Regions from separate parts of the Homo sapiens genome. Here region 1 is linked to region 2. Evidence: read pairs that join two places in POLR2A ChIA-PET (ENCODE). Cell type or tissue: MCF 10A. All regions are shown on one strand.

Region 1 (2,500 bases), 220 kb after region 2:
GGCACTTCCTCCCTTTCTACCCACATGAACATTATTTTACACACTTGATGCTGATTTGTTTTTCTAAGGGTTTGAAGGTCTAAATTATTGCACTGTTTCTCCTATCCAGTATCCTTGCTTAAATCAGTGGAAATGTAATTGATGCAAAATGGTATATTCTATTCAAAAGCATGTATTCATCTGGAATTGCTTTGGACCAGAAAATATTGTGAGGACAGACTGTCCCAATTTTATTCTTTATGTTCAAGGAACAAGTCATTTGAGGGTTCGGGGGGTGGGAGTTTCTAAGTAATAAAATATCAACACAAGCTAATTAAACAAAATATGGCTAAAAATCTTTTACTATTAGGGCTATAATTTGGCAGATAATCTTCATAAGGCATCTGATAATGCTTATTAGATTTTAAAATGTACCACTGATATTCTCACAAAATTTGATAATGGGAAAAATATTAATATGTTACAATGCCAGCATAAACAAATATATGGAATAGAAGTGACCTGGAGAGAATGTACTTGCCTTTGAGGAAGGTGCTTTTGATCAATCTTGGTCAGTAAAGACAGGAAACTCAGGAATATGAGGCCATGACACTCCCTGACGTTGACAGTAAAAAGGTGGTTAACATTAAAGAAACCATGAAGAAGAATCCCAATATATCAAATGTCATAGGAGCACTGAGGGGTTTTTAACTTTTAAGTCCAGGGGTGCATGTGCAGGTTTGGTACATAGGTAAACTTGTGTCATGGGGGTCTGTTATGCAGATTATTTCATCACCCAGGTATTAAGCCTAGTACCCATTAGTTCTTTTTCCTGATCCTCTCCCTTCTCCTCCCCTTCACTCTTCGATAGGTCCCGGTGTGTGTTGCTTCCCTCTATGTGTCCGTGTGTTCTCATCGTTTAGCTCCCGGTTGTAAGTGAGAACATGAGCACTGAGTTTTAATATGCAACAGATTTGTTTAGATGGTGAAGAATATCGCTGCTCAAAGGGTAACAGCCAATGGGTTCAGCATTGTTATCCTCGGAAATGGGCTAGGATTGAAATTCTTCAAGAAACCTCAGGCTAAAACACCATCTCTCAACCAGATCTCTCAGCCAGCAGCTCCATCAACAGACAACATTCTTCTCAAGCATATTCAGGAAGCACATTTGGAGGTTGTGACCACCACTGAGGATGAAATGACATCTGAGCTGGCAGGTCCCTGAGCCCCTGATCTATGCTGGCCTATGAGGAGCAAGAGAAGTAGGAAAAAGGGAATTATTAACCCACAGTATGAGTCACTAAATAATGATAATGCAAAGAATCTTAAATATCCTTCCTGTGGTTGAAATAACTGGGCAGGTCAAGAACAAGTTGTCAGTACTTATTCTTCCCTCCTACTCCTGAGTTCTTAGTCACTGCCTGAAACCTCTGACAAATCTGTCCTCGCTCTAAATACAGATAACGAATTCTGGTGTTTAGAGCCCATGAAAGCCCCTTTTTCTATTTCACATTTCTGGAAAAAATAATGAACATATTTCAATAGAATCCATGACAAATACAAGCCCATAATAATGTCTCAGGGACACATTGTTAAGGGATTAAATGTAGCTTAATTTTTAACATAAAACATACCATCCCTGTAAAGCAGGGAATTTTCAAAGAAAAGAAACTCAATCTCATCACTACTTTCCTTCCCCTAGACAGAACTTGTTTTCCTTTTCCCCAAGGGTCTTCTTTAGGTTTTTCTTTCCCATACATTGCTTTTTGTAAGGCTGGACATCAAGTAATACCACTTGCTCTTTCTTTTGAATTAAAACAAAGTCTAATCCTGATTTTGATCATTGTATTCGAGTAACAGCATTGCTTCTTTTGACTTCGATGTTGAGGAGAACTGAAGATGCAGATCACTTACACTTGAATAGTGCCTGCAGGAGTACCACCTTTCCCCATCTCTGATGCAGCAATAACCAGCCCTTCTGGGTAGAGCCCCCAGAGAGCACCAATGTGTGGCTCATTTGAGGCCTGGGCTTAGTAGTGTTCACTGTTCGAGAGATTACATGAATAACAAGTTGAATCTATGTTGTTTTCATAGGGACTAGAGTCCATTGGACAGTCTGCAGCTTTGTGGCAGTAGCACACTCTTGTCATTCAGCCAGTGCCATAATCTCACAAAGAATTAAAGAAGATAAAAATAAGCAGGTGGTCCCATCTATGATGTCGTTTATCTTTACAAGAAACATACGAATCTAGAAGGTTTGAGAAAAAATTAAAGGGCAGCTCTCACTCATACCCAAAGATCCTCCATTGCCCACAGGATGGACTTTCATTCCCCCAGAGTAATCGTGATAAATATTCAAAGATCTCACTGGGATAAGCACACATCTGCGAGACAATGGTCTGAGGTGGGCAGATCTAACCTGTAATCATGCTACACACTGAAATAGGGACCTGGTTCACGGTATTAAAAAATCAGATCCCAGAAAACAACATACCATTTTTTTTGCATTACTAGATGAATG
Region 2 (2,500 bases):
TCTAGGGTTTATAAGGAAACTTCTTGCACTTTACCAGCAAATTTATTTGCTAATGTTTCAACTGAAATTTCACAAGAGTTTTGTAACATGCTAACTCTGTGTATGGGCAACAGAATGACTTACATGAGAGAATATAACTGCTGTTTGGATCATTTGCTATGTATGGCATTGCAAACATTTAAAGTATCAGGATTTGTTAATGGAATTGATCAGCCCCTTGGAAATTATAAAGGCTTTCTACTTGTGTGTTTATTATTCTTGTTAAAAATATGGATCAGTCTCTTTCCTAAATGTTCATTTTATGAGGGAGGATTTTCTAAAATAAATGATTATTTAATGTGCATATATGATAGAACAAACTACTATAACTTTTTTAAAGTCTTATCAATTGAATTAATACTGTTTAGAAAAATATGTTGTAGTTACAAATGCAGCTAATCCAGTATTCTCAACATTTTTTCATTATAAATATAATTATGTTGAAGAAATACATAAATGCCCAATTAAAAAGTGACTGCGGTTAGGAGTTGAAAATATTTATTAATATGCCTCTGGATTTTGTTCTGTTTGAATTTTGAGAATGTGTTTCTAGATTTAAGAAGCAACACAAGCTTTTTTTCCCAGAAGGCTTCCTATTATTGAAATGGAAATTATACATTAATGACTGTATAACACTAGTAGATATTTTTAAAATGCAAGAGCATCTTCTTAGATCATTACTTTTCCTTGGAATGCTTGGCCCCTGTAATATAATACACCGGTATTTTGCATGATGAAATTGATGTCCTGTGTGTTGCTTCATGTTGCTATCCTAGCTGCCGATTAAAACGTTTTTTTTTTTTCATGCCAGAGCAGAACAAAATTGTCTGCTTCTCAATCTGCACATCATAAGCAGATGACATTAAAAATGTCTGTAAGATGACACAGCTATATTTTCTGGGAGAGGGCGGGAGGATGCTCAGCGAGGGTGGCCCGGAGTGTCCTTGTACAGAGTACAGATGTTATGAAGTGGGGAAGACCAGCCTGTGTTCATTGATTCACCTATTGATTCCAGGAGCAAGCTCACCCTGTTTCATACACTGCTCAGGAGGTAAACAGGAGGAAGGGAGCCAGCCTGGCTTTTTTGCCACATGCTCTGCTGTTTGGTAGAACTGTATTATAGTCAGAAACCTTCCGCTTTTCTGCAGTTGTTTGCATGCTGTTTCCAAGGCTAGCCCTCTGAGTCTGTTTTCTAGAGTTGTTTTGAAATTCAACCTAAAGATAACAGAGGAAATGTGACCCTCTCTTGTGAATGCTGCCACCAACTGGCAATGTTTCTTCCCAAGGCAGATTCAGGGTTCTGGCATGAGTTGTCACAAATACAGTGGTGGTTGCTTTGAGAGAAAGGTGCTTACAACCTGACATAAATTTGCTTTGCATGAAACTTTAAGGAAATTAATAGAAGTAAGATTAAACAAAGAAATTTTGATAGTGAGTGACTAAGAGCAATATCAGATGACAAATGAGGGAAGAGAACATTAATAAGTGCAATACTTTATTTTTTATGGTTGAATTAAGTATCAAGCAAATATGTTCATATTTTCTAATGCAATTTATATCCCAATTTGCATAGTTACTTATACAGTTTAATAGAAATGTATATCACTGCCCACTTAAGAGTTTAGAATACTAGCCAACAAAATAAAAACAAGAATCTAAATTCAGTATTATTTTAGAATGTTTACCTAATCAAAAATAAGTTATAATCAAGATTTGCTTATCTGGCAAGCCAAGTGTTTTTTAATTGTATTTCTCCCCTACATTGACCTTTAAGTCTCACATTCTTTTTAGGATAAGCCAAAGTCATCTTGAAAGATTGAAAAGCAAATTGGAAAAAGTAAGATAGGAAAGAAAACATACTCTGAAAATGACACATAACAAAAATGTATTTTAAAAACATAAATAACAAATGGCAATAAGCATCGAATGTCACTATCTTTTTGATTGCGTAAAATTATTTGAACTTACATACTCATTACTAATTTGGCAATTCTAAATTTACAAATTACACCTTCCTTCTTAACTGCTTTATTCTCAATCTTTAGGCATTGCAAATAGAAGATATTCAAGTTAGTCAAAGTGTTCAGAGCTGTTATTCAATAGAGTGAAGGGATCTGAAAACTTATTTGCTACTGAACATGTCGTTGAGGTACTTTTATGGATGAAAAAAAGTTGATATATAAAATATCAATAATAGTAATAGCTTGTGAGAGTAGTTTGTCAGTATACTCACAAAGATCATGAATTTGACGCTTACTAGTATGAGGGATAAATAAAAAACATTTTATAATATGTAGCTACCATAAAGATACGATTATGACACAACTGAGAATTGAGCGGTCTTTTAATTCTCCTTTTGAGTAATCTTTACCAACCTGTCCTCTGAGCCTCCGTGTATATGCTATGTTTAAGACCAATGATTAGCTATTTATACATGAATTTTCCATTTTTCCTTGTTCAA

Evidence for each region. ChIA-PET counts read pairs that join two places held together with the same protein. Peaks named below come from ENCODE experiments on the same cell type or tissue, not always from the same donor. Only the 100,000 strongest peaks of a DNase experiment are listed, where the experiment ranks them.
Region 1: POLR2A ChIA-PET joins it to region 2 with 10 read pairs; 3 of 35 experiments call an interaction of 5 or more read pairs at or near these places.

Annotation. Positions count from the first base shown.
Region 1 is chr13:110,011,059-110,013,558 of GRCh38, forward strand. It overlaps a transcript of LINC03082 not described here. Among named protein-coding and RNA genes, the nearest start is that of LINC00396, 41 kb to the right of the region's middle. RefSeq lists an enhancer at 600-1,799. In MCF 10A, no CTCF peak of the experiment used is centred here; a DNase peak (open chromatin) is centred at 1,203.
Region 2 is chr13:109,790,219-109,792,718 of GRCh38, forward strand. It overlaps LOC124903211 (WAS/WASL-interacting protein family member 1-like), which reads left to right. Exons shown (of 2, transcript XM_047430835.1): 2 at 1-778. Among named protein-coding and RNA genes, the nearest start is that of IRS2, 4.9 kb to the left of the region's middle. In MCF 10A, CTCF peaks have their summits at 1,311 (motif pointing left) and 1,530; a DNase peak (open chromatin) is centred at 1,293.